7 separate regions of the Mus musculus genome follow, and all the other regions are linked to region 1. A link is a loop called in an ENCODE intact Hi-C map of the cell type or tissue named here. Cell type or tissue: gastrocnemius. All regions are shown on one strand. Region 1 has its middle 23 kb from the start of Taok1. Region 2 holds the start of Trp53i13 (transformation related protein 53 inducible protein 13). Region 3 overlaps Git1 (GIT ArfGAP 1). Region 4 overlaps Taok1 (TAO kinase 1). Region 5 holds the start of Git1 (GIT ArfGAP 1). Region 6 overlaps Efcab5 (EF-hand calcium binding domain 5). Region 7 overlaps Git1 (GIT ArfGAP 1).

Evidence for each region. A loop is a pair of places that touch in the nucleus more often than their neighbours do. Peaks named below come from ENCODE experiments on the same cell type or tissue, not always from the same donor. Only the 100,000 strongest peaks of a DNase experiment are listed, where the experiment ranks them.
Region 2: a loop joins it to region 1, with 2.7 times the contacts of the local background. A loop is called at or near these places in 18 of 42 quality-filtered maps.
Region 3: a loop joins it to region 1, with 2.3 times the contacts of the local background. A loop is called at or near these places in 21 of 42 quality-filtered maps.
Region 4: it touches region 1 in a loop (2.1-fold over the local background); 7 of 42 quality-filtered maps call a loop at or near these places.
Region 5: a loop joins it to region 1, with 3 times the contacts of the local background. A loop is called at or near these places in 19 of 42 quality-filtered maps.
Region 6: it touches region 1 in a loop (2.0-fold over the local background); 12 of 42 quality-filtered maps call a loop at or near these places.
Region 7: it touches region 1 in a loop (3-fold over the local background); 20 of 42 quality-filtered maps call a loop at or near these places.

The regions. Positions count from the first base shown.
Region 1 is chr11:77,628,367-77,632,366 of GRCm38, forward strand. No RefSeq gene overlaps it. Among named protein-coding and RNA genes, the nearest start is that of Taok1, 23 kb to the left of the region's middle. In gastrocnemius, CTCF peaks have their summits at 1,373 (motif pointing left) and 2,214 (motif pointing right); a DNase peak (open chromatin) is centred at 2,188; H3K4me3 peaks cover 511 bases; H3K27ac peaks cover 548 bases.
Region 2 is chr11:77,511,292-77,515,291 of GRCm38, forward strand. Trp53i13 (transformation related protein 53 inducible protein 13) reads right to left here and starts at 1,982. Exons shown (of 7, transcript NM_001024920.1): 1 at 1,869-1,982; 2 at 1,606-1,674; 3 at 1,362-1,403. The coding sequence starts at 1,940. Abhd15 (abhydrolase domain containing 15) reads left to right here and starts at 3,826. Exons shown (of 2, transcript NM_026185.4): 1 at 3,826-4,000. The coding sequence starts at 3,908. In gastrocnemius, no CTCF peak of the experiment used is centred here; DNase peaks (open chromatin) are centred at 2,059 and 3,840; H3K4me3 peaks cover 3,356 bases; H3K27ac peaks cover 2,683 bases.
Region 3 is chr11:77,496,832-77,500,831 of GRCm38, forward strand. Git1 (GIT ArfGAP 1) reads left to right here. Exons shown (of 20, transcript NM_001004144.1): 2 at 2,134-2,267; 3 at 2,686-2,798; 4 at 2,908-3,013; 5 at 3,517-3,734; 6 at 3,816-3,910. Among named protein-coding and RNA genes, the nearest start is that of Git1, 5.4 kb to the left of the region's middle. In gastrocnemius, a CTCF peak has its summit at 865; DNase peaks (open chromatin) are centred at 818, 1,972, 2,322 and 2,735; H3K4me3 peaks cover 1,677 bases; H3K27ac peaks cover 3,772 bases.
Region 4 is chr11:77,572,465-77,576,464 of GRCm38, forward strand. Taok1 (TAO kinase 1) reads right to left here. Exons shown (of 21, transcript NM_001364134.1): 7 at 3,109-3,205; 8 at 1,232-1,345. Among named protein-coding and RNA genes, the nearest start is that of Taok1, 33 kb to the right of the region's middle. In gastrocnemius, a CTCF peak has its summit at 2,043 (motif pointing right); no DNase peak of the experiment used is centred here.
Region 5 is chr11:77,491,473-77,495,472 of GRCm38, forward strand. Git1 (GIT ArfGAP 1) reads left to right here and starts at 1,940. Exons shown (of 20, transcript NM_001004144.1): 1 at 1,940-2,162. The coding sequence starts at 2,111. In gastrocnemius, CTCF peaks have their summits at 1,555 and 2,338; DNase peaks (open chromatin) are centred at 195, 395, 1,076, 1,769 and 1 more place; H3K4me3 peaks cover 3,984 bases; H3K27ac peaks cover 3,808 bases.
Region 6 is chr11:77,098,339-77,102,338 of GRCm38, forward strand. All of the region lies in intron 17 of Efcab5 (EF-hand calcium binding domain 5), which reads right to left. Among named protein-coding and RNA genes, the nearest start is that of Nsrp1, 22 kb to the left of the region's middle. In gastrocnemius, a CTCF peak has its summit at 1,986 (motif pointing right); a DNase peak (open chromatin) is centred at 1,996.
Region 7 is chr11:77,506,092-77,510,091 of GRCm38, forward strand. It overlaps Git1 (GIT ArfGAP 1), which reads left to right. Exons shown (of 20, transcript NM_001004144.1): 19 at 88-151; 20 at 305-1,683. The coding sequence ends at 517. Trp53i13 (transformation related protein 53 inducible protein 13) reads right to left here. Exons shown (of 7, transcript NM_001024920.1): 4 at 3,507-3,635; 5 at 2,985-3,182; 6 at 2,366-2,900; 7 at 2,008-2,286. The coding sequence ends at 2,174. Among named protein-coding and RNA genes, the nearest start is that of Trp53i13, 5.2 kb to the right of the region's middle. In gastrocnemius, no CTCF peak of the experiment used is centred here; a DNase peak (open chromatin) is centred at 2,152; H3K4me3 peaks cover 893 bases; H3K27ac peaks cover 967 bases.

The DNA of each region.
Region 1 (4,000 bases):
AAGACAGAGTTGGAGTCCTAGAATCCACAGACAGGTGGAGGGAGAAAGAAGAGAATTGACTTCACAAAGCTGTTCTCTGACCTCCACAAAAATACCGTGCATACACACATATACACACACTAAATAAAATCAAATGAGGTTGGGACAGAGGGAGGGAGGGAGGGAGAAGGAGGGAGGGAGGAGGGAGGGAGAGAGAACGAGAGGGAGGGAGAAAGAGGAAGGGAGAAAAGAAGGGAGGGTGAGAGAGAAAAAGGGAGGGAGGAGAGAAAGAGGGAGGAAGGGGAGAGAGAAAGAGGGGGGAGAGAAAGAGAGGGAGGAAGAGGAAGAGAGGAGAGAGAGGGAGGGAGGGAGGGAGGGAGAGAGAAGACAGAATCTGAACCTACAGTTTCTGTGCCAGGCATGTTGTAAGTCAATAGTCAGGTTCCAGTATGGTTTTGAGGGTGTAACTCAGTGGTAGAGTGCTTCCCTACCACAGGTAGAGGCCCTGGTTCAATGTCATACACAGAAAATAAATAAATCTAGAACCTTTTGTTGTTGTTGTTGTTGTTTGTTTGTTTTGTTTTGTTTTGTTTTTAAAATAAGATGTCTCTGTAGCCCTGGCTGACATGGAATTCATTCTGTAGACCAGGCTGGACTCAAACCCAAAACCTCTGCCTGCCTCTGCCTCCCGCGTGCTGGGATTAAAGGCGTGTGTCACCACACCTGGCTGAAAACATTTTATGAATAGCAGGATATTTATTTTAAAAGCTATGGCCAGGCGGTGGTGACACACGCCTTTAATCCCAGCACTCGCCAGGTAGAGGCAGGCAGATTTCTGAGTTCGAGGCCAGCCTGGCCTACAAAGTGAGTGCCAGGACAGCCAGGGCTACACAGAGAAACCCTGTCTCATAAAAACAAAAACAAACAAACAAAAAACCAACCAACCAACCAAACAAACAAACAAAGCTATGGAAAGCTGGGCAGTGGTGGCGCAGCCTTACTAAGATATAGACTAGATAGGAACTACAGATGAATACACTGTCACAGAGTGGGATGGTTCTCTGGCTTCTGATTGGCTGGCCCCAACGCCCAGCTTTTCCACTATCTTACTTCCGGAGCAGAGAGTAAAAGGATAAAATTAGGAGGGAAGACCAAGGACAAATGGGGAAGAGTCTTGTATGCCATTCTCATTAGCTCAGGTTTTACTCTGGAGCCTTTAAGAAGTTAATGGAAATGTATGAGCCAGAAATATCTTGGACAGATAGATATATTTGTTAGCAAATTCAAGTCTTACTCCTCTTTAACACTTAGAATTCCTCCAGGGCTATTTAGCCTGTTTGGGAGAGTGACACTGCCCAAGTCTTCTTTTCATATTCTGCCCTCTAGTGGTAAGAAGGAAAACAGTTATTTCAGTAACCACCACTGGGAAAGGATTTTGTTTGCTGCTTTGTCTTTTTTAAAAATTGAGGTAAAGGGGCTGCAGAGATGCTCAGCAGTTCCCAGCACCTAAATGGTCGTTCACAACCATCTGGAGCTCCAGTCTAGATACCTTCTTCTGATCTCAGGAAAGAGATGATGCCTGCTTTCCTCACACTCAACTTACCAATCAGCTATTTTTACATTTATTTACTTATTTACTTATTTATTTAGTGTGTGTGTGTGTGTGTGTGTGTGTGTGTGTGTGTGTGTGTGTGTGTGTGTGTGTGTGTAGGTCATATGACAACGTGGAAGAGTTGGTTCTCTTTCCATCATGTGGTCCTAGGGATCAGGCTTGGAGGCAAGTACCAGCAGAACCATCTTCCTAACACTGTTTGTTTGTTTGTTTGAGACACTGTTTCTCGTTTAGTCAAAGCTGACCTCCAAAGCCATATGTATCCAAGGCTAACCCTGAACTCCCTATCCTTCTGCCTCTCTGCCTCCTAGGTAAGGGGATAACTGACCTAAGTCACCTCGCGCAACTGTACACCAACTGATTTGCTCTGAATGTCAGTAACTCCTGTTTCTCTCAGAAAGACTCTCAGCTGAGACCTCACATTCGTTTCAGGATCTCCCGCAGCTCCTGAACATACACTCACCACCTGGTTTCTCACACTCACCCCCACTCCCACCTCACCGCACTCCACCATACCTCCCCTCCCCACCTTCACTGTCTTGGCTGCTTTTCCATTCACGGACTAGGCAGATTTTTCTCAACCGGCGGCCATGAGCAGTCAGCAAAGGATGGGTCTGCTGCCACCAGGTGGTACTGTAGTGAAGTGCACATTTTTCTTGGAACCATTTCCTCTCAGAAAGTTCTTACAACTTGGTGGTTTTAGTGGCTGACACCTGCCTTTCTACATCTGAGTTGTAAAAGGATAGTGCTCTCCTAGGCTCAAATCTAAAGAATGAATTTGGAGAAATAGAAATCAAGAGTGGAGTCTAAACCGGGCGTGGTGGTGCACGCCTTTAATCCCAGCACTCAGGAGGCAGAGGCAGGCGAATTTCTGAGTTCGAGGCCAGCCTGGTCTACAGAGTGAGTTCCAGGACAGCCAAGGCTACACAGAGAAACCCTGTCTCGAAAAACAAAAAACAACAACAACACCAAAACAAAACAAAACACAACAAAGAGTCAGTCTGGATAGATGGCTCAGAGGTAAAGAACGCTTTCTGCTTTTGCGGAGGACCTGGGTTTTGTTCCGAGTAAGTACCTGGTCCCACAACCAGCTGTTACTCTAGTTGCAGAACACTGAATTCTTTCTTCTGACCTCCGAAGACAGCAGGCATACATCTTTTTATACACTCATGAAGTAAAAATAAATAAAAATCTTTAAACTTTTCACATAATCGCAGGAGCTGCCCCCTCCCAGACACAGATGCACAGCGAATTCTTCATTACTGACATTGCACGGGTATGAGCAACATGCTCACAGCAGCTTCAAGAAGGGCAGGCCTGCCAAAGCATTTTCCCTGTTTCATTTGAAAAGAATTCTCTTCCCCATACCTTTACCCTCAGTCCTTTGTCCAAAGTCCCTGTGTCTCTAAGACAGAACTATGCTGATGGTAGAAGTAGAACAATCCACTCATGTCAGAGCTGGCAAGACGGCTCAGGGGTAAAGAGCCATGTAAGTTGACTGCCTTAGCTGGATCCCTGGAACCCATAGCAGACAAACAGAAATGACTCCTAAAAGTCCTCTGGCCTTCACCTGCAAACTGAGGCATGTGCTTGTACCACAAAAATGCTAATAATAAGTAGAATAAATTTAAAGAAGGAAATGTTGACTGGGAAAAAAATCAGGATCTCTCCTCAAAAACCCCAGTTGTTGGGGCTGGAGAGATGGCTCAGAGGTTAAGAGCACTGACTGCTCTTCCAAAGGTCCTGAGTTCAAATCCCAGCAACCACATGGTAGCCCACGACCATCCTTAATGAGATCTGACCCTCTCTTCTGGTGTGTCTGTAGACAGCTACAGTGTACTTATATATAATAATAAATAAATCTTCGGGCCAGAGCGAGCAGAGGTCCTGAGTTCAATTCTAGCAAATACATGATGGCTTACAACCATTTGTATAGCTACAGTGTACTCATATACATAAAATACATAAATAAATCTAAAAAAAAAACCAGTTGTTCTAAACTCTCTATGGCAACAGTCCTTTGGCATCTTCACCAGGTTTAAAGAAGTTGGGTCACTGGTCCCCTCGGTCCTTCACTCAGCACCCAGTGACAAGGTGGCCCTGTAAATCCTAGACACCCCCTAGAAGGGAGATTTTGTGACTGAGCACTGTGCTTTTCTTTTCTTTTCTTTTCTTTTCTTTTCTTTTCTTTTCTTTTCTTTTCTTTTCATTTCTTTGGTTTTTTGTTTGTTTGTTTTGTTTTTGTTTGTTTGTTTGTTTGTTTTTCAAGACAGGGTTTCTCTGTGTAGCCCTGGCTTTCCTGGAACTCACTTTGTAGACCAGCTTGGCCTCGAACTCAGAAATCTGCCTGCCTCTGCCTCCCGAGTGCTGGGATTAAAGGCGTGCACCCTGCTCTGATGTGGTTTCTTA
Region 2 (4,000 bases), 120 kb before region 1:
ATGAGCCTGGATTCACATGTGTGGTGAGGGCCTGTGATGCTGGAGAAAAACGAATCAAGAAATCAGATGAAGATAATGCAAGTCTTAAGTCAGACAGGGGAAATCAGCCATAACAGGTGGATTGTAAACATAACTAAAAATAAATAAGTCATAAAGTCAGATGGATTCTGAACAATGAAATAACTTAAACAGAAGGATTACATGCAACAAAGAGACAGCCACGTCCGGTGGTGTACCTGCTGTAATCCTAGCCCTTCAACGGGCAGGAAGATCAGAGCTTTAAGGCCATTCTTGGAGGGGGCTGGAGAGATGGCTCAGCGGTTAAGAGCTCAATCCCAGCAACCACATGGTGGTAATGAGATCTGACACCCTCTTCTGGAGTGTCTTACATACACTACAGTGTACTTACATATAATGATAAATAAATCTTAAAAAAAAAAAAAGGAACACAGTAAAAATAAAATAAAATAAATAAGACCATTCTTGGCTATAGAAGAAGGTTGAAACCAGTTTGGGCTACATGAGACCCTGTGTCAGAGAGAGGTGGAGGGCTGGAGACACAGCTCAGTGGTTAAGAGCTTTTGCTCCTCTTCCAGAGGCTCAGTTCCCAGTACTCAAATGACAGCTCACAACCTATATCTCCAGATCCATCTCTTCTGAATATACAAACACACAGGCCTCAGGCAGTGGCACAGGGTTTTAATCCCAGTACTCTGGAGGCAAAGGCAAGTGGATGTCTGTGAGTTCAAGGCCAGCCAGGTCTACTGTAGTGTATGTAGAGTGAGTTCCAAGACAGTCAATGCTACATGAAGAAGTGCTATCTTAAAAAAAAAAATCAAAAAACCAAAACTAACCAAAGTTAAAAACAACAACAACAAAAAATACCCCACAGGCAAAATTCATACCCATAAAATAAATATAAACAATTTTTAAAAAGAGCATTCATTAAAAATTGAACTGTTTACAACACATTAAAGCACACATTGCTAACATGATATAGTGTTTTGCAATCCAAGCACTATTCACTCACTTCTCAAAGCTGAAGGGACAGAATGCCATCTCTTGCAGAAGAAAATCAGAGCCAAGAAAGACAAGAGAATCCAAATCACACCAGCATTGGGATATAGGTTGTTTTTGCTACCTTCAGAGTAACTTGGAGTTACTTGCCATGCATCTAGCTACTCAACAGAACCCCTGACCCCACACTACCCATCTGCCCTGGGACTGGCAAGTGGAAGCCTCACCTCTTTCTACACAAAGTGGTAAGGAATGGACTGAGAGCCAAGATAGATAGAGGTAACCTGCGAGGCACAGTCTGCCTCCAGGGAAGGCTCCCAAGATGGGCTACTGGTTGTACTTACCTGTCCTTGGCTCACCTGTGTGTAAGTCACTCTTGGTAACACCTACACATGAGAAAAGAAGAGAGCAGCTGGGGACTTCGTGTTGGGTGTGAAGAAGGGGACAACCAGCCCCAAGCCCTGGGCTGAGATGAAGACGCTGGAGACTGAGGGCAGGAGAAACCACAGATGTCCCAATCGGGCGACCACCGAGGGTGCAGCGAGGCCGTTCAAACCCTTCTCGTCCTCGGCCCTACAGGGTTCCTACCTGTGGAGGCACAGGCCACAGGCCTTCAGGACAAGGGGTTCCTGCCTCCTCCGCCGGCTCAGCCACCACCTGTGGGTCCAAGGCGAAGAGCTGGGCGTTGGCCTCTGCGAGGGCCCCGCCCTTTCGGTTCTAGGAGTAGAGGCGCGGACGGATGGAGGGGCCTCCGAATCCCCTCGCGCGCGCCACTCTTTCCAGGACAAAGTTGAAGCAAAGCGCTTTGAGATTCCCCCGGCCAAGACCTTACCCGGAGCCGGTCGCCTTACCTCGCGAAGGCTCAGGAGCCCCACCAGGGCTACCAGAAGCAACCGGGGCGGAGGTGGAGGAGGATGAACCATTTCAGCTGGGCCAGCAGTCCCGCCAACCAACTAGCTGCAGCGCCACTCGCTCGCGCGCGCCCGCGACCCCGCGCCGCTCGCGCGCCCACGTAGACCGCGGCTCGCGCACTGCCTTGCTCCCTCCTCGCCCGGCCTCGTGCCCCGCCCCCCCTACCGCCAGGCCCGCCCCCGCCCCGCCCCGCCTCGCCTACCGCCAGGCCCGCCCCCGCCCCGCCCCGCCTACCGCCAGGCCCGCCCCTGCCCGCCTCCAGGCCGGCGCACGCGTCCTGAACCCAAAGCCGGAAAAGTTAGTCGCCAAGGATCTCCTGGTCTCCAAGCCCATGGAACCACCTCCCTCGGCCGAGATGCGTCCCGGAGCGTTTGTGCGACCATCAGAGCGCAACTGTATCGCCTGAGTAGAATCTTGGAACCCCGCAAAGGGCAGGAAGTGAGATCCTTAAGGACCGGGTGACCCAGGTGGAGACTTGTGTGCTCTTTTGGCAAACCCGCTCAACACGGAATTATGAAATCCTAGCTGTCCCAGAGAGAAGGTCCCGGCTCTAGCGCTTCACCTTCACGTTGCTCCAGTCCTGCTCTCGCTAATAATAAGAACTGAGCCCCGAGCTGTTTTGGGAGGGTCTTAGGCCCAGAAGCCTTAAGAAGCCAGAGCTTTCTTGATTCCCGCTCTCCTTTGCCCAAGGAAACACTGGTCCGAGGAGCTACAGTGCTCAGCTCGGCCTCCCTTGCAAGGGAGCGCTGCAAAGGAAATCCAGCTAAGGATTGACGCCCAATCAAAAGTTTGAAACAGGCCTGCGAGATGGCTCAGTGGGAAACGGTGCTGGCCGCCAGCCTGACGACCAGAGTTTAATCTGTGGACCTAAGTGATTGAAGGAGGGACCTGATTCCCACAGATTGTCCTCTGACCTAGACACACACACATACACACACCCCTAAACAAATCTTTTTAGGTTTGAAATACATCAAAAAATAGTTATTTCAGGCCTCTCCCATGTGCCCGGACTTATTTCACCCACCCCTGCAGAAATGACCAGATGTTGATCTGACCTAAAGAACCACACTTCTCTCTACCAAAGCCCCACCGCGGGGCTAAGCATCCCTTAATCCTCTCCCTCAACATATTCGGCCAGACTCGAGCCTCTTTCCTTTCCTACAGTCCTTCTTGATAAGTAGTGGAGACGCCTAACTCTTGGAAAGCGTCCTTGGGGGTGGGCTGGGAAGGCCACAAGTGTCTACCGGCTAGTGCCCGGATGCCCTCCAGAGAAACGACAGCCACCTCCCTCAAACTCGTGGTCAGGGTCAGATGCTTCAGTCTGCCTCTGGCCAGGTGCAGAGTCCCAGCCCTACTGAGTTATCGCCCAGTTGCTGGTCCTGGCTGGGCGGCAGGGCCAGGCGAAGGAGAGAGAGATAACACGTCTCTAGCTGCAAAGGCAGCAGCGAGTGGGGAAAGTGAAGCCAGCGAGGGATCAGCGCTTTGCTCCCTTCTTGCTTTTTTGCTACTCCTCAATAGCGGATCCTGAGGGTGCAGTGACCCAGGGTCTCCCCTGGAGCCAGACTTCATTGAGGGCAAGGGTAGAAGCAGGCACCTCCCGTTCACCCAGGCCTCCAGCCTCACCCCCTCCCCAATCCTTTCCTAGCACTCCTTGTTCCGCTCTCTCTGGTTGGCCCTCAGGTCCTCGCTCCCGCTTTGTGGCCCGGCTCTCTTTCACCCTCTGCTCCAGCTTGTCGCAATCGCTGTACAAAGGGCTGGGGGCGGGAGTGGGGGGGCGGGCGAGGGGAGCTCGACCCGAACTGGCTGTCTCCTCCTGACCACGACCAATCCGGAGCGCGCGCGCCCTCCTGCTTGGGAGGACTCTTGACAGCCACGGGCGGCCGGGCGGAGCCGCGCGGACAGAACGAGGAGCCCGACGAGAGGACAGCTCCGCTCCCCGCAGCCCAGTGCCTCCCTCCGGGGACTGTCCTGCCAGGCCATGCCTCCGTGGGCGGCCGCTCTAGCGCTGCTACTGGCGGCGCTCGCCTTGCTCCTCCTGCGACCCTGGAAGCGCGCTGTCGGAGCGCGAACC
Region 3 (4,000 bases), 130 kb before region 1:
GTGGTTGCTGGGATTTGAACTCTGGACCTTCGGAAGAGCAGTCGGGTGCTCTTACCCACTGAGCCATCTCACCAGCCCCGGCATGAGTTTTCTTTAGAGACCTTCCTATGGTTGGCACCAGTTATCTTATCCTGATGTCCCTTCTGATAACCTGGTCACACTAGCCCTCACCTGCCTGTGGAGCAGCTAGAGGAAGACACTGCCTTCCCCAGGCCTCATGTTCCCTACCCTCCTGCCCAGTTTGCAAGGAGCTTCTTAGAAACCCTTCCTGGCCCTTCCGTTTCAGATCTGGTGGAGGTGGGGTTTGCAGCTCCGTTGGCTAGCCAAGGTCATTTGGACCTAGAGTACAGGTAGAATTGTTAGACACAGACTTCCTATCTGTGTCATCCAGAACTGAGCTGGCACCAGTGTGACTAAGATCAGCAGTGTCCCCTGCCCTCCCTTCCTGTTGGAGGTCACAGCAGGGGAAAGGAGGACCCTTCTCAAGCAGGGAGAAGGTGCCAGGAAGGCTTTAGAGCTTGAGGCTCTGGGACCACTGGCCCAGAATGTCAAGCTGGTTCCTGTAGGCCTGGCTTCTCCACAGGGCCACAGGCCTCGGGTGGAGGCCTCAGGACTGGCCGCTTCTGATCCCGGCCTGGGCGTCTCCCCACTCACAGGAAACCCTACCTCTTCAACAAGAGGAATTTAGGCTGCATCATTTCCCGCTTCCTGCCTGGGCTGCAGGAGGTGACTGGCAGGCAGACCCCCTGACCCAGTGGTGTTTGGGAGTGGGGGAAGGGAGTTTTCCATGCCCTAGGGGGGCGTGGTTCTCATTGTTTGGGTAAAACCAACACAAAAGTACTCTAGGGCTCCCCCTCTTGGCAGAGGTGGCTGATCTCTTCCCCAGTTCTTAAAAGTCATCTCCTGGGAAGGTGTGTGGTGGTCACTGTACATCCCTCCTTGCCTTGTTTTGTGAGATTCCAAAAGAAGCCCGAATCCAAAGACAGCTTTCACTTCCCATTTCCACACTGTACTGGGGGACACCCCCAACATGGGCAGCAGTTCAGCCCTGACTCAGTCTGCTCATGATTCTGGGAACTCTGATGGTGACGTTGGCTCCAAGGGCCCAAGAATTGTCTTATGGATGGGAGAGATTACTCTAGCCCCTGAGAGCCTCCACTGCTGAGCATCCTGAGTTCTAATAAGGCGAGGCAGAGAGCCAGCCCCATCCCCCAGAACAAGGCTTCCTGAGCCTGGGTGGGGGCCTGGGCAGAGCAGAGTGTCCTGGAAGAGCGACTCCCTGCCCCCACTCTGGACAGCACACAATGGCCGCTTTCTCCCCCATGACCTTTCCTTTCTGTAGCCTGAGCCCTGTGCAGTTGTCTCCTCCCCTTTCCAGAGGGACTTGGTGTGGTGGCATCTCTCCTACCCTGAGGACCCAGGAGCTCCATCCATGAGCCCCCATTCCTGTTTCCCAAGTTCATTTCACCCCAAGGACTAGAGAGTGGCTCCCCAGACTCATCCTGAGGCTGTGGGAGCAGAGGGCAGCAAGTTTAGGCTTGGCCTGGTCTCTGGCAGTGAGGTGTCTGGCTCTGCATTCCAGCAGCACTCCTTATTAGCTGTGTGACCTTGAGCAAGCCCTTTGACCTCTCTGAGCTGTTTAATCCTCATCTGTAGAGCAAGATAGCACTTCCTGTAAGGAATCATGGGCTGAATACTTGGCTGTAAACGCTGAGTACTCAGACAAGGTTAGTCCCGTTGTCCTGAAGGCCACAAACCCACATTGACTGTGGCCTGAGGCTGGAGCAGGCTGTCAGATGGGGTCTAACAGGAGCATATCCAGGACTGTGTGATGTGTGGCATCGGGGTTCCTGCCTCCCTATGGAGTGGCTGGGTGGCAATATTAATCCCTGAGGAGAGGCTGTGAGACTGATCGCCGTGGCTGTGGGATAGGAAGCTGTACCCGCTGAGGAGCACTGGGGACCCTGCATTCCCAGAGGAGTTAGAGGAAAGGGCTGGTGGCCAACTTCTGGGCTCCTGAGGAGACTGAGTAAATGTGCCTGAAGCACTAAGCATGTGCCAGCCCCTGATGAGTGCTCTGGAGGTAGGGCCTTTCCTCTGGCCCCTAACAACTTCCCACCTCTGTTCCCCCAGACCCTGGCTGGGCATCTATCAGCAGAGGTGTGCTGGTTTGTGACGAGTGCTGCAGTGTGCACCGGAGCCTGGGACGACACATCTCCATTGTCAAGCACCTGCGCCACAGCGCCTGGCCTCCTACGCTGCTCCAGGTAGGGACTGAACCAGAGACTCTTCCTCCCAGTGTGCAGGGTCCAGGTACCCTGGGGCCCCCACCCTCAGCCTCATGCGCGCATGCAAATGCACACACACACACACACACATGCACACACACACACGCCTATTCACAACATGCGGCCCCCCCCCCACCCCCCCCCGATCAGCAGCTTGAACTCATATCTGGACAGTGTGCTGAGCAAGCTCTGAAACGTTCTGAAGCTTGGCGAACCCACCAAGGCAAGCCAGCGTGAAGTGCTAAACAGGACACATGACTTTGGGTGGCCTGAGTGGATACCAGACACACTGTAGGACCCTTAGGGATGTTTCCAGCTGTAGCAGGCACTTTGGGAGTATCTCCCTCAGTGCCCAGCATGCAGTGGACACTCTATGCTTGGCATCTCTTCCCCACAGATGGTGCACACGCTTGCCAGCAACGGGGCCAACTCCATCTGGGAGCACTCCCTGCTGGACCCTGCGCAAGTGCAAAGTGGCCGGCGCAAAGCCAACCCCCAAGATAAAGTCCAGTGAGTGGGGCTGCAGGGGCAGTGGGCAGACCGTGTGCCTGGGACGGGGCCTGAAAGGTCTCTTCCCTAAGCTTCTTGCTCCCATTGCTTCCTGTGTGCTCCAATGCAGCCCCATCAAGTCAGAGTTCATCAGGGCAAAGTACCAGATGCTGGCGTTCGTGCACAAGCTTCCCTGCCGTGATGATGATGGGGTCACCGCCAAAGACCTCAGCAAGGTGTGAGGGGCCCCCTCCCACACCCACGACACCCGAGGCCTGGGTCCCAGAGGCAGTAGGGCCAGGGGAAGCAGGAAGTGCAGACACTCTGGGGCTGTGTCATTCTGCTGATGGCTAAGATGCCTCTGCTCCCAAGTGGATACACAAGGCCTCCCGTCCGTCTGCCACTTGAAAGCTAGGGAACCCTGAGGTCGAGGGCCTTGCTCAGCTATTCAGAGCCTTCATTTCTTCACCAGAAAAATGGGAAAGTAATCACAGGCCCACCTCTAGCTGGTATCTGTTCCAAGCAGAGCTCATGGAAGATAGTGACTGGCAACACAACCGCTGTTATTAATTGGCATTATCCTGTAGTTAGAAGCCCTCTGGCCTGCCTGACATGGCCTGGTTTTGGCCCTTTGGAGCTGTAGGAGTACCAGGAACAGCCAGTTGTGGGGTTAGGGGAGAAGTTCCTTGGGCACACGTTATCTGTCACACTCATTTATTGCACACTCTGCTCCTCGCAGCAACTGCACTCAAGTGTGCGAACAGGCAACTTGGAAACATGTCTGCGCCTGCTTTCCTTGGGTGCCCAGGCCAACTTTTTTCACCCAGAAAAGGGCACTACACCTCTACATGTGGCTGCCAAGGCAGGGCAGACACTGCAGGCTGAGCTGCTGGTAGTGTATGGGGCTGACCCCGGGTCTCCTGATGTCAATGGCCGCACACCCATCGACTATGCCAGGTGAGAATCAGCTAAAGGGTGAGGCGTAGGTGGAGGGGAGTGACTGCTGCTGTGTGGCTGAGCCGTGTCCCCTCCCCACAGGCAGGCGGGGCACCATGAACTGGCAGAAAGGCTAGTTGAGTGCCAGTATGAGCTCACTGACCGGTTGGCCTTCTATCTCTGTGGACGAAAGCCTGGTGAGCAGAGAATGAGCTGGGCCTGACTAGGCCAGGCAGGTGGGACCCAGACACACCCAAGCAGCAGGTGCCATAGTGACAAAGCCAGCT
Region 4 (4,000 bases), 56 kb before region 1:
ACAATTCCCAGCAACCACATGGTGGCTCACAACCATCTGTAATGGGATCTGATGCCCTCTTCTGGTGTGTCTGAAGACAGCTACAGTATACTCATAAATAAAATAAATAAATCTTACAGAAAAAAAAAAAAAAAAAACTGGAAAGGAAAGGAAAGAGGATGTAGTAGAACAAAGGTACTATTTCCAGAATATACAAAGATAGCACATGGAAGTTTAACTAACTAAAATATTATTTCCTACATATTTTCATTTCCAGATACATATGAAATTATTCCTAGTCCAGAGCAGACAATAGCTAGAATTTTGTAAAAGTAACTGGATAGAAAGAAATAAGAGTATGGAGGGCAGAACTAACCCTGTGGTAAGGTTACTGGGTAACTGGGAAGAAAGATCTAATCACACTTCTATTTTTATATACACAAGCAGAAAATTAAAAACAGCAAAACTCCTCCAATTCAACTACCAGTCTATGTAATGACTGATACAAAGTAAATGTGTTTTCATAAAACAGAAGCAAAAAGACCAGGGATGCCTGTTGTTTCAAACCAATAAGGAGCAACGTGAGAAACTGTCTGCTGCAGCAGATATGACAAAACAGCATTAAGCACTTGCCGTTCCTCTAGAACCTCAGTTTGGTTCCTAACACCCACATCAGAAGGCTCTTCTCTCTATCACCTGCAACTCCAGCTCCAAGAGATCTGACACCCTCTTCTGGTCTACAAGATCACCCAATACATGTGGCTTACATTCAAAGATACAAACTTCAAAATTTATTTTAAAAAGAAAATTTAAAGAAATTTTGTTACAGTTTATATGGCATGTCTATTTCCTCTATTTGAATATTAGCCATGTTTCACACCCATACCTAATATATAATACACAGAAATAGTAGTAAAGTAAATTTGGAAAGAATAAAAAGATGAATGAAAAAGGAAAAGACAAAAAAGCAGTTACAAAGGCAAACCTGCAAATCTATATTTAAAATTAAGTATAAAAATGGTAGTTTAAGTAGCCGGGCGTGGTGTCGCAAGCCTTTAATCCCAGCACTTGGGAGGCAGAGGCAGGCGGATTTCGAGGCCAGCCTGGTCTACAGAGTGAGTTCCAGGACAGCCAGGACTATCTCAAAAAACCAAAAAAACAAACAAACAAAAAAAAAATGGTAGCTTATTTTCAGGAAAATATTATCTTAGAAAGTATAATCACCATCAATACAAGATAAAACTATTCTTACCAATATGGTGTTCCCACAAAAGAATTGGCAGGGGAAGCCATGGAAGCAGATCCAAAGTCAGCAAGTTTCACTTGGCCTGGTTCTGTCAGAAGGATATTTCCTGCTTTGATATCTCTGGTTTAAGGAACACAGAAAATTATTCAACTTTCCTTCATTAGAATATATTTAAAATTATAAAAAAAAATAAAAATACTATAAGAATGAAAATAAAAAGTAATCAAGTACCACAATAATTTCTCATCGTAATAATTAATATTAGACAATAAAAACAGAATTCAAGTATAAATATGCTAACAATAGAATAGTTAACAAAGCAATAAAAAAGGTCAACTGTATTACACTGCGTATTTTTGAGCTTGTTTATGACTATGAACAAGCGCTTTGAATTCATAAGATTTCTATACTTCCCCTAAAGGAAATGTTAAAACATTTTTCTTTAGAAAAGGAAAAATAGTCAAGAATCTTCCAAACTTAGTTTGTAACAAACCAATGACTCACTCCATTTCTCAAATTTCAGTTTCCAATTAAACATGAAAACTGAAGGACATGGGTACTATACTATCAATGGTCCCAAGTTCACATTCAAATTTACTTTTCTGAATAAGTAAACACCCTATCCAAACTAAGCTAAGGTATATGGACTTTTACACAATGGGACTATATGTCCCATAGGTGATAGAATACCTACTTAACTTTTTATATATAAATAAATGTATAAATAAGTAAACAAATAATTATACATGTATTTATTCATTTTTACATTTATTTATTTAAAATGTAGGGGTGCTTGGTCTGCATATACACCTGCACCCCAGAAGAGGGCATCAGGTCCCTTTATAGATGGTTGTGAGCTACCATGTGGTTGCTGGGAATTGAACTCAGAACCTCTGGAAGAGCAACCAGTGTTCTCAACCACTGAGCCATCTCATCAGCCCCCTATTTCACTTTATAAAACTTAAAATAGAAAAAGCATTTACAAGACTTATACATTCTCATACATGTAATACTAAGTATAATACACTTTGTGAATGGGAAAGCACTTTCTCCCTGTGATTGTGTGTGTAGTGCTGGAGATTCGCAGGACGTATGCATAGGTGGTACTTTGGAGATAAGAAAATACATTCTAATTCCAATTTGGCCACTGCCTCACTTGCTACTATAGGGATTTCTCTTGGGTTTCACTTATGCTCATCTAAAAATAACGACAATCCATTAACTCAAAATGACCTGACCGCCTAGTTTAATGTTTACTGCCTGGATCACATACACCATTTTTTAAATGCTAGTATCTATGAGAAACAGACAAAACTAAAACTAGATTATAGAACGGCTTAACTCTAATGACAATATAACTTTATCAAAATGATTAGGAGTTTATGTTCAGAATTAAAAAGGTTTTGGTCCATGTCATGGAATCAATGAAACAAATCTGCCATTATTAGTTATCAGGAAAAAAAGATCTGTTAAATTCAAGCTCTAATCTATTTGGCCTTGCAATCTTAAAGAAATTATAGTCACAAATTAGAGCATTAATTGTACAAGAAGACAAACTTTATTATCCTGAATATCCCTTCCAGTTTGCAAACTAGGTAAACAAACTACAGTTAAGATCCATAAAATACATGCGCTTTAGGAAATATAACAACACACACAGACAAGAGAAACAACTTGTTTTATTCTAAACAGATCAAGTATATACTGTGTTCTTTCTAATATGTGAACGATCTAAATAATTTACTATATATATTTATTATATATATATATGTATACTATTTGGCTAAAGTAAACAAAAACATCAAAGACATTCAACTCTGTAAAAGTAATAAATTCAACAATCCATTTGGTTGTCAGTATATGATAAGTTTTGTGTCACTTACCTATGGATCATGGTATGAGAATGTAAATAAGCTAGTCCCTGGAGAGCACCATGTGTAATTGCTGCTATTTCCACTTCTTGTAATGGCTTTTTATGAACTGAAAGTAGAAATTTATTTGAAAATAATCACACAGAATATTTTTGTTTTAAAAATATATAAAGATGGGTTAGTGGGTAAACTGCAAGCTTCAGGATAAGAGTTGAATGCCCTGAACCTACATAGTGGAAGAGAATCAACTCCTTGAAGTTACCCTCTGGCTTCCACACATACACTGTGGTGTACATGCACACAATGCACACAGCACATATCCATAAAAAATAAATACAAAAATAATCTTAGTTTTAAAATATGTATGAATATAAAAACTGACACATTGTTATTTGTATAGTATGCGTGCATGGTATGTGTGTGCACCAGTGTATGTATGGTCAAAGAACAACACTGATCCTCACCTCCTACCTTGTTTGAAGTAGAGTCTCTTTGGTATTTGCTTTGCTTTTTTTGTTTGTTTTTTTTCAAGACAGGGTTTCTCTGTATAGTCCTGGCTGTCCTGGAACTCACTTTGTAGACCAGGCTGGCCTCGAACTCAGAAATCCACCTGCCTCTGCCTCCCAAGTGCTGGGATTAAAGGCGTGCGCCACTACCGCCCGGCGGTATTTGCTTTTCTACATATGCTAGGCTAGCTAGTCCACAAGCCTCTTTTCTTTGCTTCTATCTCCCTGTGGCACACTGGAATTACTGAAGCACACTACCATGCCTAACTTAAGTTCTGAGGATCTGATCTCAGGTCCTAATGTTTGTGCAGCAATTGCTTATTCACTGAGCTATTTTCCCAACCCATACAAGGGTTACTTTTTAAAAAGCAGACATTCAGCAAGACAGTTTCCATGGT
Region 5 (4,000 bases), 140 kb before region 1:
AACCCTTCTTCCCCCATCTTCAAGCTCTAAAGCTTGGCTGTGGTGAGGTTGGGGGTTCTGCAACAAAGTTTGGACTGTGTGAGCCAGGGTCCCTCCCAGGCAGTCCCTGAGCCAATAGGGAGATAGGGTGGCCGGGGTGGGGGGACGTGAATCATTCTTCCTCTGCACGCCCTGTATTCCAAGAAAGGAGAGAGGCCAGCATGCATTTAGAGGCTAGGTTGCCCTTTTGCCAGATGGCCGGCTATCACACGAAGCCCAGGTCGCTTTCCCTTTGGTCTCAACGCCCTGGCTGCCACGTGCTCCAGACGCGCCCACACAGCGAAGAAACAAAGGCAGCCAAGCGACGGGGCTGCCAGCAGCTGCCTCGACATTTAATAAATGAAATTCCATAGCTGGGGGTCGATCCGGGGTGAACGGGCGGCCACTGCTCCTGGGCTGCGCGCCCAGTTTCAGCTGCTAGACTGCTTCCCACCTCCATTGCTGCGGCCACCAAGCCTACAGACTCTTGGGTATGAGTGCAGCATGGTGTGGCATGACCACCACCCTTTGCTGGCAGAAGCCCCACCTGCTGAGCTACTGGTTGGGGGTGGGGGGTGTCTGCAAGATTTTTTTTTAAGGTGAGATTATAAATATATCCTGTGGATCACAATTTCAAACAAACTTGTCAATCTGGGTTGCAGCAAAAGGCGATGGAACTTTGCGTGTATTTTGGGTGGTGTGACTCATAAGCATTACTTGTCTCCCCCTAGGGAAGGAGCCTGCCCACCCACAAGTCACTGCTGCTCTGGCATTGCTGGGAGAAATAGACCCACTCAGACACCCCTAACCAAGGACTCCCCTCAAACCTCCGTTTTATTACTGAGCAGGAATCCCTAACACCCAGGAATCTCCCTTAACTCTGCCACCGCTGACCTGCCCCTTCCCCTACGAGCGCGCCGCCGCCCCTCACCCCCCCCCCCCCAACCTGGTGTTGTGTGCTTTTGCCCTCTCCATAAGCTGAGTTCTCTGACAGCCCTTTTGCGGCTGTAGGGGTGGGGGCTGGGCACAAACGGGTCACACGTGTATGGGGGAGCATGCTCAGTGTGGGGTGCACCCACGTGCAACATGCACTTTAGTTCCTTGCTCCCCCCACCCCCGTCTCCATGAGAAGTCCAAGAAAAAAAAAATCCTTACAAAAATTGGCTCCTGTTATAAGCATATGCTTAGGATACATACACACCCGTCGGGCAGCCCGGAAACATCGTTGATGTACACGAAACAGATAGCAAGTTATTACTGGTGCACACAACACTCTTAATAATCACCCAGATTCTTTGCTTTCCTATTTGAAACAAGAATGATGTATTTTTAGTCCCACAGAGAGGGAGTCACAGTTAAGTGACCTCTCGGGCACCTGGCCGTCCATATTGGTGGTAGTGAGTGTACACCGCAGGGATATGGCCACAGACCCACCTGGACACACTGACTTGGACACAGGGGACCAGAACACACACCTCACCCCAACCCAGCCTCTGACCGCTAGGAGCATTGTGCCTGGGAATGCTTCCTGTCCACCCCGATCCCCACCACGTCCGTCTCTCGGTTTTTGGGCCGAGCGTCCCCTGGACCACTCCCCAATCGGAAAGTGAAGGTCAAAGTGCTAGCGTGTGTCTCGGTTGCAGACCAGGCGGGCGCGGGCCGCGGCTCCTTTAAGAACCCCCGTCCACTCCCGCCTGCGCGCAGGCTTCCTTTCTCCGAGAGGCTCAGCCACGGAGCTGAGCGGAGCGCCGGGGCGGGGTGCGGGCCGCCCCTCCCCCGGTGGGCAGGGCTTTCACTGCTTCCTGCAGGAGCGGCCTGGGCCGCGCAGGGGGCGGGGAGAGCGGCGAGCGGCGGCGGGGCGGCGCGGGGCGGCGCGGGGCGGCGCGGGGCGGAGGGCGCCCGAGGGCGAGCGGGCGGGCGGGCACGGCGGGTTCCGGGCCAGCCCCGGGGGCGGACGGTTGGCCGCGCGCGCGGAGCCTCGCCGGGGCCTTGCGGGAGCCGGGCCGGGCCGCAGGGCCGCCGCCGCCGCCCGGGCCCGCCGCCCGCGCCCCCCACGCTGGCCCAGAGGGCTGCGGCCGCGTCGCCGCTGAGGATGTCCCGGAAGGGGCCGCGAGCGGAGGTGTGTGCGGACTGCAGCGCTCCGGGTAAGCGGCGGGATCGGGTCGGGGGCGGGACCGCGCCGCAGGCCGCCGCCGGGCGGGCGCCGAGGCCTGGCGGGAGCGCTGTGCCGGGCCGGAGGGCGGGGCGGGGGCCACTGCGGAGCGGCGTCCTTGGCGGGAGGGCCGGCTGCGGGGGGCGCTGTGCGTTGGAGCCGGTGAACGGGAGGGAACCGCCTCCCACCTCCATCGCGGCATCCAGACGGAAGCGCCAGCCTGGTGTGGCAGGAGGGCTGTGGCGGAGGCCGGCAGGCTGTGGGAGGTGGGCGCTAGGATGGTTTGTGTCATCCCTGCCACCCCCGCGTCTTGCACCTGCTGCTCACATGGCCCGCGTGCCCGCCGGAGCGGTGGAGGGCAAGGGGCCTGGATACGAGCTCCTAGGGAGCACCTGACAGGGGCAGCTACTCTTAAGACTCCCCGCCCCTGCTTCCCAAGGCTGGGGCTGCTTAGAGGGCCCGGTGTTCAGGAACAATCTAAGCATGGGCATCTTCCCCGGAAGCATCTCCAGGCCTGCTGGTGTCTGGGAACATCTAGACTCAGCTTTTCCTGTTCCGGGTAGGCCTGTTGGAGAAGGTGTGCTAGGTATTGGTTCAGTCTAGACGCCGATCCCTCCTGGTCTCTAGCTCATTGGATAGGAGAAAGCGGTGAGGTTGCTTATGCTCCCCTGGTCCAGCTGACTCCTGAGCGAACTGGACTTACACACTGCTTCCTCCCTACTAACCAGCAGAGTGAGTCGGTCTGAGCTGCTGTGAAAGCCCCCTTGGCTTGCTGAGGAAGTGAAGGGAGGGCAACAACTCACCAGGCTGGTCCCTTCTCTGGGAGGACACAGCCGTTGATGGGACTCAGCAGCTGGCTGGAGGCAGGAAGTTCTGGCCTTTGCCCATCCTCTATAAAAGAAGCTGTGTCTCCATACAGTCTCGGGGTCTTATGGACTCTGGGTAATGAAGATGTGATTAGGTGAGAGTGTGGAGTGCTGATATGCAGGCCCATAACTTGTAGTCACCCCTTAAAATCCCAAGATCTGACCGTGAGCCCAAGGAATGATGGTCCTGTAATTCTCATGATCTAAACTGGAGTACTGGGAGTTGTGGGTAGTTGCAGAGTCATGAACATGGGACACCTTGTAGGTGACTGACCCTGAGACCTCCTTAGGATATGTCACGGTTTGGAGGGTCCTAGAAGATCCGTTTACAGATGGACATCCATACCCCTAGTTAGCTGGAAATGACGACTCCCTTTCCCCGGTTGGCCTTGAATGGATGAGCGGTGTGTCTGTGGAGCCTAGCAGGCCCCATCAGGGGAGCCAGGGTCAGGTAGTAGCTTTGTTTCCAGCTTATTCTATGATGCTTTGCTCACTCTGGGTCTCAGGTGGAACAGAAATGGATTTTGAGGACCCTTGCATTTCCCAGTCTACATTCTTGGTTCTGGAGCAGATAGAGTCTGTGACTGGCTGGCTGCAGCCTCTGGACACCCAGTCGGTGCTGGGAGGAACAGGGTGTGTTAGATGTTAGGCCACTGAGCTCATAGCCCCCATCCTCATGTGACAGAGGCAGGCCTGCCTCAGGATTCTTTTCTTTTCCTCTCTCTGATGCAGAATGCAAATTACTAAGCAGATGGGCAGAGCGTTGACAGTCTTCCTCATTATCCCACCTTAGCACCTAGTGTGTAGTGTAGTGATTGCCACGTGGCAGCCATTCCCCAGGTACAAGTGTTGGTCTTTGTCAGGAGTGCCCTGTGCCACACTGGGTCTGACAGACAATGGCATCCTTGATCTAGGCCTATAGCATCCCAGACAAGAGAGCATAAGCATGCCTGACCTTCTCATA
Region 6 (4,000 bases), 530 kb before region 1:
CCCAACAGTAAAAAAAACGAAGATCCCAGGGGCCCATGATCCAATACGTGGATAAGTGAGCTATAGCATATCCACGTATAGATAACTCAGGAATAAACAACTACCATTCACCAAAATGTAGACGAACCCTGCAAACACTAGGATGAGCAAACAAGACACCACCGATTGCATAATACCATTTGTACCAAAAGTCAGGACAGGCAAATCCAAACAGACAGACAGAAAGCAGATACACGGTTGCTCGGGAACAGAGTGCGAGAAGAGGGAGCCAGCACTAATGGGCTACAGCTTACTTTTGAAAATGTCATAAAATTAGATAGTGTTAATGATTGGTGTACTATCCAAACGGAGTAGTTCAGAACGCACGAGTGTATGTGACGTGATCTATGCGTCTCTTGCTTTCCTTCGAGACAGGCTGGCTTGAACTTGTTATGGACTCAAGGGTGGCCTCTTAAGCCTCTCAAGCTCTTAAGTGAGCGTAAGGCCTCTCAGCCTCTACCTCCCAAGTGCTGGCGTTGCAGGCTGGGGCCTCCATGCCTCCTTTTCTGTGGGATCGGGCGTTGATCCCTCAGCCATGCATATGTGTGGCATGGACCCTAACAAAACGACCTATGTCCCAAGTTTGGAAGCTCATGTTTTTTTAAAATGAGGTATCTCATTTAAAACACACACACACACACACACACACACACACACACAAAACAAAAAACAGACAATGAATGGATCAATGTGTCTCTGGTTAAAGAGTTTCCCCCAATCTGGTGACAGAGAGAGAGGAAGTCAAACAGAACCTCCTGAGTCCCCAAAACTCCTAAATGTCTTCAAAAGGATTTTCCCCGGCAAAGTTCAAATCAAGTACGAGTGATGAAGTGAAAACGTTTTCAGACATAAAATCCTCTTCCTCAGACAACCACTACTGGAGGAGGGCACAGAGGTCAAGGGCTTGCTCAGCTAAGTGTGGGACCCTCGGTCCTAGACCCAGCACTTAAGGAAAAGCCAGGAGAAAGGTAACTGCTATTGGGTAAGGACGACCAGTGAGAGACTTTGGAGCTGTCAGTCCTGAATGGGACACTGTTATCGAACTCCTCCCCTCAAGGCTTAAGGTCTGTGTGGAAGAGGAGACAGACAGACAGACTGACTGTAAGAGCCAGAGGTGGGGGATGAAGCCAAGGAACAACGTCTTCTAGACCCGACAAGGTTGCTACACGTACGAACTCACAGAGACTGTGACACGTTCAAGCTAGACAAAATCCCAGCACAGAGAAGGGGAAGCGGACACAAAGTTCCATCCCTAACCAAGAAGCTATTTGGAGATGGTTCCTGCTGGGAAAGGGACACTCAGTTTTCCCGGGTGGGGTGTCTATCAACCACACTCCAGATCCTATGCTCTTCCCGGCATGTCCAATCTCGGAGAGAACCTGCAGATATTGCCGGTACCATCTCATGCTTCCTGAATAAGAGATTTTTTTTTTTAACATAGCCTGTTTTTTTTTTTGGGGGGGGGTTGTTTGTTTGTTTGTTTTGTTTTGTTTCGAGACAGGGTTTCTCTGTATAGCCCTGGCCGTCCTGGAACTCACCTTGTAGACCAGGCTAGCCTCGAACTCAGAAATCCGCCTGCCTCTGCCTCCTGAGTGCTGAGATTAAAGGCGTGCGCCACCACGCCTGGCGATTTTTTTTTCAAAGCTGCAGGAAGGCCACACAAACTTTGTATAATAGATTGCCCCTGCCACAAGGGTCCTCTCCTGACACAAACAGAAAGATGCACCCAAAGAATGCTTTCTCTTTTCTCAAGAATGGAACTTAGAATTTCCTGATAGAATTTTATCTAAATGAGAGGGGACTGATATATCCCGGTGACCTAATAGCTTTGTTGGTTGCTACAGAGACTGATAACACTAAAAGGTTGTTAGTTTCAAAAGGGAAACCTGCCAATTGTTGGTTTCTGGCTGCGTCCCGGTCTATAACTTGCAGTTCTGATTTCTGCCACACGAGGGCACTATCGGAAAGCAAAACGCAGTATTTCCGTGGTCAAGGATGCTGAAGGAAAGGCTAGAGTTCAAAGACTGGGCGAGTGGTGGAAATTTGCATGTGTTCTGAGCAGAGCAGGTGGCTCTAACAGGCAAATTTGAGGCAGAGTCTAAAGAGATTCCTTTGAGGCATTGTGTCCTGCCACAGGAGCCTTTAGCAGCTCCCCAGATTGGGGGATGGGCTTATTAAGGACACACACCTGCAGGGTGTAGAATGGCAAGGCCTGTCCCTTATGCTTATTCCTTATGTCAGAGGGACTGGATTGAAGATCGGTGGGTGCCTATGTCCTTGTCCAAGAAGGGGAACATCACTCAGGAACACAAGGAATCCTGGCATTAAGCTCTAGGTGGAGGGGCTGGCAAGTTGGCGGGGTCAAAGAGGAACAAGGTCACAGGGAGAATACCAATTAGACAAACTGGTCTGCTGGAGTTCATTATAGATGTTAGTTCTCCCCCAAAGGAGGAACCAGAGACTAAAGGTGGGGGTAGGGCCAGGGAGACTGAGGTTGAAGCTAGGCATCCTGGGGGACAGATACAGGCTTCTCTGAACTCCAAAGTCCTCAAATATAAAGTATATGAGAGTATACACTGGGCAGGTCTTAATGATACAGGTCTGTAACCCTAGCCACTTAGAGCCCAAGGCAGGAGGATCACAAGTTCAAGGCCTGCCTAAGCAATTGAGTGAGACTCTTTCAAAATAAAAAGTAAACAGAGCATAGGAGGTCTAGCTTGGTGGTAGAGTGCTTACCGAGCAAGTATTCAGTAACACACACACACACACACACACACACACACACACACACAGAGCAAACAGTAAACACTATCCAGTTGTTTTTATTGCTGATTGCCGATGTTACTTGTTCCCTTCAACGATCGATCCTTAGAAGTCAGATCTGTGTGGTGCCTGTGAATGTAGGCTACCATGACTGAGCTCAGAGACATGAACTGTTGCTCATATAGAATTCCAAATAGAAGTTTCAAACCGGATTCACATTACTCATGGTGCACACTAATTCTCTGGGAGCCCCAGGCACTCTTAGGCTTCTGGGAGTGCCTCACTGTCCTAGCAACATCCTGATGGCATCACCACACCACAAGCTCAGTGCTCTGCCACCCATGTCTACAGCCTGAGGGGCGAGGCTCCCATCCCTGCCATTGCTTTTATCTTTTCCTTGTCCCTGGGGTCTCTCAGTTCTGAGCTTCGCAACCTAATATATGTATCACAGAAGCCCAGAAAGCCTCCTACTTGGTGGAGGAGAGGGAGAGAGAGAGAGAGAGAGAGAGAGAGAGAGAGAGAGAGAGAGAGAGAGAGAAGAGAGAGAGAAGAGAGAGAGCCGGAAGAAACCTGCATCTGTCCTCAGGGTGCTTAGCTCCAGGCTTGGTCTCCCCAGCCCTACCCCAATCTCCAATTCTTCCTTCGGAGAGAACTAACAGAGCCACTTCACTATTGATGATAATAATGTTTTTTTTTTGTTTTTTGTTTTGTTTTTCGAGACAGGGTTTCTCTGTATAGCCCTGGCTGTCCTGGAACTCACTCTGTAGACCAGGCTGGCCTCGAATTTAGAAATCCGCCTGCCTCTGCCTCCCGAGTGCTGGGATCAAAGGTGTGCACCACCACGCTCGGCTTGATGATAATGTTTTTGTTTGTTTTCTTTTGGAGACCGAGTCTCACGTGCAGCGCTGGCCTTGGGCTTGCAGGTCCTTTAGATCCTGGTCTTTCACACCAGGTCAGAGATGAGTGTTTCCTCAGCTGCAAAGTGGAGCAAGCAGCTTTTACTGAGTTCACCTGCACGCCTGGCCTGAGGCGTCCGGTGGAGGACTCCACGGCAGAGCAGGACTTTGCCTGTTGTGTGTGTATTTGCTTTTAGGTGTGGCCGATTCTCTGGCAAGTTCCATGTTACCTCCAACCCGAGAACCTCCTGGCTCTGCACTCTTGCCAACTCTCCTCTGAAGGGGCCACACTCCCAGCCTTT
Region 7 (4,000 bases), 120 kb before region 1:
CTGAGAATTGGGGTGGAGGGTATTGCTAGGGTCCTCTGGCTCTGGAACTCAGAAATCTCTCATCTAACTACCCCCTTTCCCTGACAGCTTTGTACCCTGTTCAGAAAAGATACATTTGGCTGTGACTGAGATGGCTTCTCTCTTCCCAAAGGTACAGGGGCCACCGAGAAGCAGAGTGGGAGGGCCTTGGGGTGGGGCAGATGCAGGTAAGCTGACTGCTGCCTGGGTGGAGGTGAGCACAGTGAGCCAGTCAGAAGCCCGGCTTAAAGTCCAGAGCTCATCGGCTCCTCACTCCTCCCTCCAGAGGCCAGCCCTGGAGCCTGTGCGCAGTTCACTGCGGCTGCTCAACGCCAGCGCCTACCGGCTTCAGAGCGAGTGCCGGAAGACAGTGCCTCCAGAGCCGGGCGCCCCTGTGGACTTCCAGCTGCTGACTCAGCAGGTGATCCAGTGCGCCTATGACATCGCCAAGGCTGCCAAGCAGCTGGTCACCATCACCACCCGAGAGAAGAAACAGTGACCACTTTCCCTGCCCTTACCCACACCCTGGGACCTCACTGGCCATGGGAGCTGGGCCACTCCAGACACTAACCCACCCCCAACAGAGCCACTGGCACAAGTGCCCTTAGTGCCACCGTTTTCCTCTGGCATCCAGGTGCCCTGGTGCCCTCCCCTCAAGCCCCAAGGACAGAAATGTGAGGTGACAGGAGCCTCTGTCTCCCACATTCCATACCCTCCCTCTGTACATAGCATCCCTGCCCTGCTGATGTGCAGGAGCCTCAAGGAACCCCTCCCAGCTCTTCACCTGCCTTCCAGGCGCCCTCAGCAAAGGGTGTGGGGCAGGGACACTCCAGATGGGGCAGCTCCGCCTACTGCACCCTATCCCCATGAGCCAGTTTAGCCCTGGGGGGCCGAGCAGGGGCACCCCCTCCTTTGTACATTATCTCTGGATGTCTCTGTCCTGTAGCCAGCAGCCCCCCCTTGCTGCTCTTTCATGCCAAACGGCCCCTGCCTAGAGCACAGGCCCCAACTTGTGTGCCAGGGTCCCCAGCAGCAAACACTGGAAAGTCTTTTCCTCTCCCTACCCCTTAATTTTAACTCTGTGGTAACTGAGTGTCCCTGCGTTCCTGCAACTGAGGATGTGAGCGGCAGTGCCGTTCCAGAGACCTGGCCCACCTGGAGCTCTGAGGAGCAGGGGAACCAGAGTAGTGGAACCAGCATTGGAAGTCAGCCCCTCTCCCCCCACCTGGGACAGGGAGACTGTCAGGGTCACCAGCTGTGGTCCAGTTGCTGCCCCTACTTGTATCCCTGTCCTATAAACTTAAAAGGAAAACCACTTCCCTCCATCTCTCCCCGACCCCTATGGGAAGTGTGCTGGCCAGGCAGAGGACAGCACCTGCGCCTGGGGCTGGCTCCCCAGGGTCCCCAACTCAGCTGGTGGCTGTGGAACTGAGCCCCTCCCCCTAGCCTCTGCAAGGCCAGCACCCACATCACTACCTGCACCTACAGTGACCCACCCCTGAAGGCCTGGGGATCTGGCTGCAGCTGGGAAGGCCGGCAAGGCACTGACAGCACCCACCAGCTCTTCTCCCCAACCACCTTCCCTAGCCTGTGGTGGTGGGTAGCTGTCAGAACGTGTGTCATGTACATTTGTATCAAAAATAAATAAGTGACCATGTGCCACTTCTGATGTCTAGAGGTTGGAGGTGGGGCTTAGCCCAGTATTCAGTTCTTGGTTCAGGTCATTGTTGCTGCTACTTACCATGTCCTCTCTCTGCAATCCTTGCAAGGCTGAGGCAGGACAGCAAGCTTAAGGTTGGGGGTGAAGAGTCAGGAGTGTGTGTTGGGCGGAGAGACTTGCAGAAAGGTGAGCTAGTGAGAGGAGTGCCAGCACCTGAGCACCAAGCCACTTGATTAGAAACCGGCCTGATGTGATTCGAATAGCCCTGGGCCACTGACTAGAGACCTGAAAGGAGTGTGACTGAGGGCAAGAGACAATCTCCCAACGACTCCGAATTCTACTAAAATAATTTAATTAGAAACAGGAATTTGTATCAGGAAAGCTACAAGGCTACTCTTCCAGGAACCAGGTGAAGCCTCCAGGGCCTCTCGGCCCGCCGCCAGGGGGCGCCCGCGGACGGCCCACGTGGCAGCGGTCGCAGAGGGGCGGAGCCGCTCAGTCGGAGCTCTCCGAATCAGGGCCACTATCCGGTGTGGGTGGGAGCAGGGGCCGTCTGCGAGACCGCTTGATCCGGCGCGAAGGCAAAGGCAGCCTCCGTTTCAGGAGAGCTGTGGGAAGGTGAGAAGTCAAGGGCAAGGAATTCCAGCCATTGGGCGCACCAGAAAGGGGGAGGGGGGCTCTTCTCACCAGCCACGGTGTCCTGGCTGTCTGCCGTGGGCCCCCAATAGATACTCTCGCTCCTGCGGAAATTCCGGTGCAGTCGCGTGCAAAGTGTGGCCAAGGTGAGCAGGACTAGTAGGAAGGTCAGGGCCATGGCAGCCCAAGCCGCCTCTTCAGTACGTGGAGTGGGCCCTCGGGCTACCCGGGGAGGCCCTGCGGCCCGAGGAGCTGGGGAAACCTGACCCGGACAGGCACAACCTCCATGGTTGCCTTGCCCACTGGGCATCTGAGCCTCTGTCCTGGACCTACCATTGCCTCCAGGTCCCCCAGTCGTTAAGGAGACCGGGGCCACAGATGAGGTTCCCAAAGTCAACTGCTGGGCCTTCAGGCTCTGTGAAGAGGCCAAGGAAACCCTCAGGCCTGGGGGCGTGGATTGGAGACCAAGGGCAGCCCGGAGACCCCTTCTCTTCACAACACTGATCGAGGACCGCCCGGATCCTCTAGATGTCACCTGTGCACCAGGAGGTCGCCAGCTCCGTAGAGCAAAGGCCAGAGTCGGGGCCTAAGGAGAATAGAAAAGGACTCAGCCCCTACTCTCTATTAACCCAATATTCTTGCCAGCAAGCCTGGTCCCAGCACCCCTCACCTGTACACACCGTCTCCCACACAGCTTCCCTCTTCTGGAGGCTGGCATCGTGGGAGTGGGCCCAAAAAGATTGTCAGAGAGAAACCACACACTCTTTCTCTGCTTCCGCCGCCGCTGCCTCTTCAGCCAGTGGGCAACCCAGGCTGGCTCTATCCATGCCAGCTCCAGTGCAGTCCCCCATGCTGTCAGCACCAAGGGCTATGAAAGAAGGTGACGTAGAGCTAAGATGGAAGAAGACCCTGAGTTTTCCTTCCTCTGCCCATAGTGCCTCGCTCTTCCGTAGCACAACACCCTAGTTTGGGGGTGGGGGGAAGAGGAAGAGACAGGTTCTCACTGTTCTAGAATTCAATATGTAGACCAGGATGGCCTCAAGCTCAGAAATCTGCCTGCTTTTGCCTCTAGAGTACTTGATTAAAGATGGTAGCCACCAAGCCCAGGTTTTTTGTTGTTTGTTTTGGGTTTGTTTTGTTTTGACATTTTTAATTTCTTTTTCTTTTAGCACATCTTTCACTAACCACTTACCCGGTCCCACGTGAGACTGAAGTCAGGAATGAGCGTGGGCTTAGCCACATACAGGTGGGCCAAGAGTGCAAGCTGGAGCTTCAGCCAGGGGTGGGCACAGGGGTGGTAGAAGAAGGCGATACCCTCAGCCTGGAGGAAAGGCAGAGATATCAAGCCAGGCCCAGCACCCTCCCAGAGAATCACAGCGTTTCCTATCCTAGGTGCCAGGATAAGGAGGTTACCAGAAAGTGCCCATCCACTTCCAGGAAAAGGCAAAGGGTCTTGAGTACTGAGATGTAATCCTTTCTAATTCACTTCTCTTCTCCATCAAGTGCACACCCCCCCCCCCCAAAGATGCACCTCTGGGCAAGACCACATGGCTGTAACCCCATTAGACTCCAGACATGCTCCCTAGCCCCCACACACGGTGCTGGGGATCGCACTGACCCGTGTCCCTGGCCCTCAGACCCCTGCATCTGGAGGTATAGGTTGTGAGCTGTCACGTGAGTACTGGG